Linked DNA regions of Homo sapiens: region 2 is linked to region 1. Evidence: chromatin loops called from intact Hi-C (ENCODE). Cell type or tissue: PC-3. All regions are shown on one strand. Each heading gives the region's core, and the rest is flanking DNA. Links, peaks and the distances in the headings are about the cores only. Region 1 has its middle 330 kb from the start of DYSF. Region 2 overlaps LOC124907827 (a long non-coding RNA gene).

The links. Peaks named below come from ENCODE experiments on the same cell type or tissue, not always from the same donor. Only the 100,000 strongest peaks of a DNase experiment are listed, where the experiment ranks them.
Region 2: it touches region 1 in a loop (6-fold over the local background); 3 of 110 quality-filtered maps call a loop at or near these places.

What each region holds. Positions count from the first base shown.
Region 1 is chr2:71,790,767-71,796,137 of GRCh38, reverse strand. No RefSeq gene overlaps it. Among named protein-coding and RNA genes, the nearest start is that of DYSF, 330 kb to the right of the region's middle. RefSeq lists enhancers at 1,209-1,820, 3,804-4,791. In PC-3, for the core only: no CTCF peak of the experiment used is centred there; DNase peaks (open chromatin) are centred at 2,497 and 2,767; H3K4me3 peaks cover 392 bases; H3K27ac peaks cover 865 bases.
Region 2 is chr2:71,739,844-71,745,214 of GRCh38, reverse strand. LOC124907827 (a long non-coding RNA gene) reads right to left here. Exons shown (of 2, transcript XR_007086966.1): 2 at 1,434-2,511. Among named protein-coding and RNA genes, the nearest start is that of DYSF, 280 kb to the right of the region's middle. In PC-3, for the core only: no CTCF peak of the experiment used is centred there; DNase peaks (open chromatin) are centred at 754 and 2,154; H3K27ac peaks cover 530 bases.

The sequences.
Region 1 (5,371 bases), core at 138-5,137:
AGTTTCTCTCCTGAGCCCTGCCTGCCTGGAGGGGGATTTGTGCGCTGTTCGTCAATAATGCTAACATCAGTTTAAACAATAGCTAAAGCAAGGGACTACAGGGTGTAGTGACCTTTACCTGTGGAGTCCCCTTCTCAGGTAACTGTGCTTCCAAAACCCTTGGGGCCTGTCTCCCTTCCCCCAGCACAGCCTGCCAGCAGGAGATTTCTGAGATGAGCCTCCCAGCCCTCAGTGGGCTCCCTCTCCTAAAGGTTTCAGCACATGGGCACAGGCTCTCCCTCTGAGAAAGGTGTGTGGCAGTGACTTCCTGCCACAGGTGTGAACCAGCTGCCTGGCCTTGCCACCTGCTTCTCACCCCAGTCCCCTGGGCTGCCACAAATACCCTTACACCCAGGGGGTTCCTCCTGGAGGGCACAGCCTCAGGAGTTTTTCTCCTGGGGTGGGGCAGATGTCCCCCAGCTTGTCTGGGGCAGCTCAAGACTTAGTCACTGCCCACCAAGCAGAATCTGTTCAGCTTCTCAAATGTGTCCCCTTCAGAGTGGGTGATAGAGGCCCAGACCTTGGCACATGTGCCACTGGTCACCAGACAAGGGCAGAGCAGGCCGAGACCAGGGAAGGGCTCAGGACAGACTCCCAAAGCAGAGAGCATCACTTTCTGGCTTTCCAGGGTCTGTCCACCCTGTCATGCAAACTGTGGCTTCAGAAAAACCAAGACTAGTGCCTGGCATGCAAGTAACAGCTGAGCTTACGGGAGAAAGGTGAGGGTTGGGCTCAGCCAGCACCCCTGAAAATGCAGTTCTGTTGAGCTCATTTAGCACTGAACAAGCTCCTGCTGTTACCCACACTCCGGGCACTGGGTTACAAAGCAAATTCTTTGTATTCTCTACTCTCAGGAGGCTCACAGTCTAGTTGCAGAGAAAAACAAGAAAAGAGCTATTTCAAAAGAGGTGAGTACAGTGACAGGAGAGCACTCTGGAGCTGAGGGCTTGCAGAGGGGCCCCTGCTCAAGAATGGGAGGCTGGGCTGTCCACTGGATGCTCTCTGTTGGTTCTCAATCCATACTCTCCCACCCCCCACCTTCCCAGCACCCCCTTCTCTCATCTTTTTTCAAGCTTCCCTTCTGCCCCTGATGATGTCTTCCTCTGGAAAAGCCCTCAGGGCTAAAGAAAGGGTATGGCCCATCCCCAGGGACATGATGGAGAGCCCTTCCCAAGGGAGAAGAGACCAACCCTGTAGACCCTTGGTCCGGAGGGGGTCCCCTCTGAAGGAAGTTCGCAGTCCTCTGAGCTTCCCCATGCTCAGCGCCTCCTCTGCCCCAGGCCTGCCTGGCTCCATGGGGAGGGATCTGAAGGGCCCCTTGCACCCGCACCAGGAGCCCCTCTGGGAAGGCCCAGCTTCTGCTGGGGCATTTCAGTGGTGCAAACCTCTGCCTCTGGAGACATCCAGAAGCCACTTTTTGACAGCTTTGAAGGAGCAGAAGTGATTCCCTGCCCTATACGGGGGAGCATCAGCCTCCTTGAATCCTCCAGACTCGAGTCCCAGGCCTGGGTTCTAAGGCCTCATAGAAAAAGTCTTGAAGAACACAGCTAACATGGCTGCAGCTACCTCAGGACCAGGTTACCCAGCAGACCCCTTCCCAAGTGGCTTGCCCCTCCCCACTCTGGCCCTGCAGCCTCAGGGGCCTCCCATTCTTCTGCCCAACTTCCCCCTCACCTCCACCCAGGACTTCTCACTGCCCTGAAACCTAATGCTTGGCGTCTCCTTCACTCTGGCCCAGACAAATCATCTGCTGTAGCCCCAGATCACAGAGCTCCTGAGTGTCAGCCTGGGTGACAGCAGAGGCCCCTGTCTTTAGCATAAGCATCAGATCCCTCAACTTGTCTCACTCTGTCACTATGTTGAATTTACCGGAGACATGGAGCACCCCTGTGGCTCTACCTGTAGATAGGACCCTTTCTTTCCCCACTCAAACTGTCTCACAGAGTCAGCTGCAGAGAGGCTCAGCCTCCCAGGCACATTGATGAATTGCACTGGGATGGCCACCACCTGCCTCCTCCCATGCTTTCACGGGCCTTGCTTTTTTTCCCTCTCTCTGCACACTGTGCCTGTAGACTGGATGCTGGGTGTGGGGCTGGGCTTCCAGCTGTCCCTCCCAAGTCTAGGAAGAAGAAGCAAGGTGGGAGGCAGGGGTGGAGGTTTGAGAAATGGAGGCAGAGGGAAGGGAGATGGAAGAAAGGAAATTTGGGCCAATGGATGGGAGGCATGGAGGGGGAATCTGGAGGGCTTGTGTCAGGTGGAGGGGGTTGGCATGATATCAGGGAGCTTGAATGGAGGAAGCAGGGGTCAGAGAGGTGGGAGCAGGGGAGAGGAGATGGGGAACCACAGCAATGGCAGGAGCTGGGAGCTGCTGCGTTGGAGGTTTCCTTACTGTCTGAGTGTTTGCCATGGAATTTCCCAGCCTAATAAAGAAGAATTTAAATAGACCACAACTTGCTTAATGTTGACTGTGTAAATAATCCAAATCCCCAGTTCCCTTTGTTCCACAGGCTATTTGTGTCAAGAAAGAAAGGGGTGGGGGGGAATCCAACAGAAGCCGCTGTCCCAGATAGCGAGAGTTGGGGACTCTCTGTTCTCCTCCATCAGGGCCCCAGGGAGCAAGGGTTGAGGCCTGGGACAGGGAGACTTGGGTTTCCCAGCCAAGCCTTCCATTTGTGAGCCCACATACGCAAGCACGTAATCCCCACACTGACTCACGTGCATACATGTACAGTGCGTATGTGTATGCACAGCACATTTTCCCTATACTGACTCATGTGCATGGATGTATATACATACACACAATTGCCCATGCAGGCTGACTCGTGTGCAGACAGGAAAACATGCAAGTGTGTACACACTCAAACACAAGGAATCTCAGGAAGGGTCAGCTGAAGGGGCCAGGCACAAGGTCTTAGCATGGGTCAGGTCTCAGCCACTTCCCTCCACCCCGTTCTACCTCTGAGCAACCCTGTGGCAAGGCCCTGGCTTACATGGCTCAGGAATGGGATCCTGTTGGGTGGGTAGCAGAATGGCTTTGGTCACACTAAGTCACATCTAAAGAGGGTTCCTGTTGGAGGAACAGCATGAAAACCAAGTTCAGAGTTGTTCTCCAATCCCCACTCTTGGCCAATGACACATCCCCTCCTCCCACAAGACCCGTGTACCACCACACTCAGCTATGCTGAGGACTCGGAAGAGAGGGAGAAGAAACAACCTTCCCTCAAGCTTGGGAACCGAGCACGGCAGTTTCTAGCCCCTTATTCATAGGCATGGCATAGGCAATTGAGATATATCACCACCCAGTCCGAGGTATCCGAGAGAGAGAGGAAGGAAGAGAAGGAAGGGAGAGAGAGAAGGAGAGAGCTAAGAGGACAGGAGTGGAGAAGGAGATGACAGGAGAAGAGAGGCAAGGGGAGGGGAAGATGACCAGTGTCATTTCATTCTTGCGTGTGTGCCCAAGCAAACTCACACACACATCACACAGAGCAGGGAGAATAAGGTCTGGCAGTGGGGAAGGGGCTAGCCATGCACGTATTCCCAGGTTAAAAATCCCTGCCCCAGTCCTAATTCTGCTTGGTGCCTGAGCCCTGGGTCTTTCCTAGCCACCTAAACCATGCTCCCACCCACTTCACTGCTACTCCTGCTCACAAGGGCATGGCTCAGACTGAAACAGTTATTTCTGTGCTCAGCCTCAAACTCTGGAAGGCCCAACAGAGGTCCCAAGAAATCAGTGGCAGGGGCTGGCTGAAGACCAAGCCCAGACTATAGAAACCTTGTAGGGGTGCGATCAGGGCTCCTATCCCAGGAAGTCACAATGTAATTACATCCTGAGAATACAAGAACAACCAGTGAGTTAAGAGTAACCACTCCAGATAACCCAGGAGGTATCAATCACCAGCGGCTGCCTTATTTCCACGAAGCCCCCAGTCCACTTTCTCTGCTCCCCCTTTAGGGCAGGGCCTCCAAGGATGGAAGAGCAGGCGACTGGTGCCTCCTTTTCTGGGTGGGCTGGGGGCTCCAGGCTCGGCACTGGGGCAGATGGTGTGCATCTCTCAGGCTGCCTGGGAAATGGACGGAAGTGGGGCTGTTCACACGCCCAGAATCTCTGGGCTGTCACCAGGTCCCCTTGATCCTCTTTCCAAGAAGGAAGAGGGGAAAATGTATCTTTCCAGGCCCTAATCCTCTCCACATGGGTGGGCACTGGAGCCGCCAGGGCCCCGCTGCAACACGCAGGCCTGCAGGAACACCAACGCCACTGCACGGGGAGGACCCTGCCCCCAGGCCCTGCAGGTATGTGATTGTAGAAGCCTCTGCCTCCCCAGCATTTTTTACACAGCCTCCACACTGCCCAACTCCTACCCCAGGCTAGCCTCTGCCTGGTATCCCCTTGCATGCTTCACATCAAAGGGAAACTGAGTCAGCACCACCCGATGGACACCTGGGTGGAAGAAGCCAGGCAAGGAGTCTGGCCTGAGCTGAGGCAGCCGTCTGAACCTGAAGCCCTCACAAGGGCATAACAGGCAAAGACGTCCAGGAAACCTGCCCGGGAGTTGGGGACCAACTCCTGCAGATCGCTGCAGTGCATCAAGAGGGGCTTATCTGCCTCCCTGTACACTAGGAGCAGGACCCTAAGCAGCTGTCCTCTCATCATTGAGCAACCCCCAGGGCTAGTTCCCCAAAGGGGGCCCAGGCTGGTGCAAATAAAAGGAAGGTACTAGAAATGCCCCAGGATGGAGCCCTTTGGGCCAGCAAGGGGAGCTAGGGGACCCTTGGGAGGAAGGTCTGTGTATGGAGACCCTTGTCCAAACCACCCCTGAAGCCCTCCCAGCCAGGATCCCATGAAAGGCCAGCTTGCACAGCAGTGTTACAGCTCTTTCTTGCTATAGCAAGATGGACCCCCCAGCCATCTCCACAGGCTGCAGGATCCAAGGCATGGCTCATGTAACAGTTGATCTGGGCCATATGGAACCCAACTCCCAAGTTCCCACGACCTGGGCATTAGTGACCTCCACGTTTAACATCTCATCTGAGGACACAGAACCAGCATGATAAGCACAGGCATGCGTGGACAGCAGATATGGGCTATATCCACGGCTGCAGCCCCCCGCAGCCCACATCCTGGTCCTCTAGCTTGCTCTTGCTCTGGGCCTACCAGGGATGCCAGGCTGCCTTGCCCTCTCCAGCCACCATGACCACACAGCCTGGACCCTGCAGGCAGAGAGGCTGCCAGGAGGCCTGGAGGCCAGGATGGCCTGGCCCTGCTTTGATCTTGGGCATCAAAGGCCAGGAAATGCAATCAGCTCTGAGGAGCACTCGCTGTCTGGTCGTCCCC
Region 2 (5,371 bases), core at 92-5,091, 51 kb after region 1:
ATGCCCCACATACTAGATGGGAGGCAGATAACTATCTGCAAAAATAAACAATAAACAGAACTGGAAAACAGTGAGGCTGGCAATACCTGGAGAGAGAGTTTGTAGGCAACACTGGCTGAATGAGAGGGAGCTTGAGCAGCCCAGGGCTCCTGAACATCAGGAGGAGGGGCAGTGGCAAGAGGAGACAGCTGAGGGAACTGCCGAGCATGAAAGGCTCACTAGTGAGCATGGACTGGGAGTCAGGAACCTGGGATTCTAGGGCTGCCTCTCACCAACACGGGGGACTGCAGGTCGAGCCCTTGCCTCCAAGGACCTCATCAGTACAGTGAAGATGTTGGTCCAAAGCACTCCTGTGACGCTTCTCAGGTCTGAGTGTCGCGATTTCATTCTGCTTCAATGCTCATGCTCTGTGATTGCAGTGCACATGGAAACACACCTGGGGGGATGCATTTCCAGCCTCGATATCTCAGAACCAGGACCCTGGAAACACAATAAATGTTCCTGACCTTCCTGCAGTGTCTGAAATGCCCAGCATAGATCAGGGTAGAAGAGTGAAGTTTCCCTAACAGCTGAGGTAGCAAAGATCAAACAGCTGACCCACGCACAGAGCTTCCATTAGTCCTCTGTGTGTAAGGCCAGTCATTAGTTAGGGCCAGAAGAAGGCAATGAAAATAGGGCACAGTTCAGAGCAGGGAAGCAGATGCAGCACACATTCCTGTCTGTGCCAAGAGCTGTCATGCAGGCAGGATTGATTCATCACTTCATTCATCTCTTCAGCCATTCATATCATTCACTCCTTGAGCTCTCCCCAGCTGTCATTTGCAGGCCAGGTTCTGTGCAGCCAGGAAGGATTAGATGAGTAAGATGGCCCCTGCCTGAAGGAGTGCATGGCCAGGGTGGGGACACAGATGAGTACGAGCAGTTAGGGGCCACCAAGGCTTCGGGAGGCTAAGGGAAGTGTCTGCATGGGCAGGGACTCTGAGGAAGGAGCATGCAGAAGGAGGCGCCAGCCCCTGGCCTTGAGCCGTGAACAAGAGAGAAGGAATAGCACCACCAGGCCTGCATTTGGGGTCTGAAGAGAGTGGACTTGAGCCAGAAGATCAGGGGAGGCCACCAAAGGGTTGGGAGTGCAATGTGCTCAGACCTATGCTATCGGGTGAAGGATGTCAGTGTCCTGAGCCAGGGCAGGGGTGGCAGGGGTGGGAGGGGTGGCAGGGGTGGGAGGGGTGGGGACCAAGGAAGAGAAGTTGGGGAGAGCAAAGGTCATTGCTGCAGGAAGTAGGGGTGATGTGGGGTATCAACCTAGACACACATTTTTCTGGCCTGAACAACTAGGGAGGTGGTGTTGACCACACACGAGTGGGTTTAGGGGGAGATGATGAGTTCAGCCTTCTCAGAACCACACACAGTTGTATTTTCTTCAAGCACAAAGGTTTTATCAACAGTCCACACGATTTATTGTTCCATCCATCTGCATCTATTATCCTTTAGATTCTGAGTCCTTTATAATCAGAGACAGAGAAGAGCACAGAGACAAGGGGAACAACCCAGAGGGAGAGACCAGCAGAGCCAACTTTTCTCTTCTCTTCTCTTTCCTTCTTCCCTTAGACCATGCCGCTCATGGCTGTGAGCTCATCCCATGGGCTTGCACGGTCCTGAGTCTACTCCCCCACCTCATTCTGACAGCGGTCCTGGAAGGTTTGTGAAATGGAGGCCTCAGGAGGAGTCGTAACTCGTCAGAGGTCACACTTCTCAGGCACTAAACGTTTCCTGATGTCAGTGGGGCCACCGAGACAGGCGGTTCTGCCTCCCCTGGTCGCCATCAAAAGTATCAGGGGCAGGGGATGGTGGAGTGGCCCCCAGGGCCTGGGAAACAGCAAGACTCCTCCTGGCCCATGGAACTGGGTGGCCAGGGGATGCCTCTGGTGGATGTAGCAGGGGTCTCCTCCCCACATGAAAGTTTGAGAATATGAAAAAAATGTCAGGTCTGAATTCCTGTGGAAGGGCCTCCTGACCTTCTCTACTGTGGTGTGGTTTGAGTTTCCTGGAAACCAAGCCCCCGACTAATGGTTCCACTCTCTTTTCTAATAAATACGTGGCCCTGGGCCCGGCTCCCTTCTCTGCTTTGTCATGAGGGACCCGTTATTTATGACTTGGAGATGAGTCACAGGCCTTGGCAAGGAGTTCACTGCTCTGGGCTCAGTGTATTTTTCCACTCAGTAGCAAGCGAAGGAGGGCGCTTGTAAATTCTCCTGTCGAAACGACTCCGTAGGTGTCTTCACAGGGATGCTCCTCCTAGCTTGGCCATAAATCTATTCCCTGTTGGACATTCCTGGTGGTCTTTCGTTGCTGCCCAGGAGAGTGGGTGGGGGCTCTTATGGACTCTGGACTCAGCTCCCATCCCAGCTCACAGGCCACACAAACAAAACTGCCATATCTTCTTTGGGGATTTTTCCAAGATACCTTGGGGCACAGTGAGTTGGGGAGATGGAGGGGTCAGGTCAGTGAGTCCTAGAGAAGAAAAAGGGTGGAACATGAGAAAAAAAGGCAACACGATATAGGGGCTTCTAGAACTCCCCATGACCCACAGAGCCCAGTCTGCATTCCCCAACTGGGCACTCCTGACTCTCTGTGTTAGGGCCAACCCTCACCTAGCCCAGGACTGTCCTGGACACCCTGTGTTTACTCCCTGCTTTGCTCCAGATCTTCTTCACACCTAAAATACCCTTCCCTCCCTCCCATCCACTCTCAGAGCCTCTACTCAAGGACTATGCTGTTATTCATCAGGCAGTGTTGTAGATAATTTCTTATTTCCTACTCATTTGTCTTATTTCCTCAAGTAGATTATGAGCTCCCGAGCAGGAAATCTCATGTCTCTTTTCATCAACTACATGATGACCACGGACTTTGGGGTGGGGGATTAGGGAAGAGGTGTCAAGAACTGTGAAGGAGCTCAGATTCTGTCCTTCTTGCAAGCCAGCAAGCTAGCTGCCACTGTTTCATGGATGCTGGCAGAAGACACAAGACTCCTGGGTCAGAGACAAAGGATAGTTCATTACTCACAAAAATAAGCAGTAACCAGAGAATCAACATTGGCACCAGTCCCGTGAATCCTAATTCCTACAGGGTAATGTAAAGAAGGCCAGGTGATGCCTGCACACACAGTGGGTTGCATTACAGGAGAGAAGGGATCTCTAGCTTAGGCATCCTGAATCTTTTATAATAGGCATAATAATGCCTAAATTTTGATCCAGAGGAAGGCCTTGTCTTTATTATATTGGATAGTAAACAAAGGTGTCCTTTGCTCCAGAGGGAGATACCTTTATCTTCTCAAACTATTAACTAAGCAAACAACCTTGAAAAGGTAGTCAGGAATAAAAGGAGCCTGTGCTTTTCCTGGCAAGATGTGCAGAAACATGACAGACCCATGGAAAACTGTCTCCCACAGGGCACTTCATTAATTTTTTTTATTCATCTCATAATGACCATCTCCAGCATTATCCAAAAACCTTGTCATAGCACACCAGCACAGTGATTCCTAACTCTGGATTGCACATCAGACTCTTGGTGAGGTTTAGGGCAAGGGTGGAGGATGTACCTTATTTGTAAAATCATATTGCAGCAAGCTCTCTTGGTCCCCTGTCCAAAGCCCCTCAATACTTCCTCCACAGACCAAAGACTGCCTGCTATACAAACCTGTGACTCTGCTTGTGCATGGGACAAGCCAGAACACTGGAGAATTAATGCTCCCAGAGGTAGCCCTCAGAAAAAGAAAGATGGGAAGATGGAAGATAAATATCCCAGCTTCCTTCCTCCTGGCTTGGAAAACTCTGTCTTCCATAGTTTCCCATAGATGGAGCCCCAGTTGCCCACATTGATAGCTACTTGATAATACTCCTTTTATCGGCTTCTTCTCTTCTTTGTCTCTCTTCTTCCCTCCCCCCGGTGCTTTGGGGGTTACTTTCCTGCTTGCATTTAAATCCTTGTCTCAGTGACTATTTCTAGGGATCCCACCTAAGATACTTAACTAGCATCATGATGCGCTATGTTTGAAAATGGATTTTACATTTCAGTCTTTAATCCATATTGAGTTGATTTTTGTATATGGTGTAAGGAAGAGGTACAGGTTCAATTTTCTGCATATGGCTAGCGAGTGTTTTCAGCACCATTTATTAAATAGGGAATCCTCTCCCCATTACTTGTTTTTGTCAGGTTTGTCGAAGATCAGATGGTTGTAGGTGTGAAGTCTTATTTCTGAGATCTCTATTCTGTTCCATTGGTCTATATGTCTGTTTTTGTACCAATAGCATGCTGTTTTGGTTACCGTACCTTTGTCGTATAGTTTGAAGTCAGGTAGTATGATGCCTCCATCTTTGTTCTTTCTGCTTAGGATTGTCTTGGCTACTCAGGCTCTTTTTTGCTTCCATATGAATTTTTAAATACTTTTTTTCTAATTCCGTGAAGAATGTCAATGGTCATTTAATGTGAATATCATTGAATCTATAAATTGCTTTAGGCAGTATGGCCATTTTCACTATATTGATTCTTCCTATCCATGAGCATGAAATGTTTTTCCATTTGTTTGTGTCATCTCTGATTTCCTTGAGCAGTGCTTTGTAGTTCTCTTTGAAAAGGTCCTTCATTTCCCTTGTTAGCTGTGTGCTTAGGTGTGTGTGTGGCAATTATGAATGGGAGTTCATTCATGATTTGGCTCTCGGCTTGCATGTTGTTGGTGTATAGGAATGCCAGTGATTTCTGCACATTGATTTTGTATCCTGAGACTTTGCTGAAGTTGTTTATCAGCTTAAGAAACTTTTGGGCTGAGACAATGGGATTTTCTAAATATAGGATCATGTAATCTACAAACAAAGATAGTTTGATTTCCTTTCTTCCTGTGTGAATACCATTTATTTCTTTCTCACCTGGTTGCCCTGGCCAGAACTTCCAATACTATGTTGAATAGGAGTGGTGACAGATGGCATCCTTGCCTTATGCCTATTTTCAAGGGGAATGCTTCCAGCTTTTGCCCATTCAGTATGATATTGGCTGTGGGTTTGTCATATATGGCTTTTATTATTTTGAGGTCTGTTCCTTCAATACCTAGTTTATTGGGAGTTTTTAATATGAAGGGATGTTGAATTTTACCAAAGGCCTTTTTTGCATCTATTGAAATAATCATGTGGTTTTTGTCTTTAGTTCTGTTTATGTGATGAATCAAAACCCTAGAAGAAAATCCAAGCAATACCATTCAGGACATAGGCACAGGAAAGATTTCATGATGAAAATGCCAAAAGCAATTGCAACAAAGCAAAAATTGACAAATAGGATCGAATTTAACTAAAGAGCTTCTTCATAGCAAAAGAAACTATCA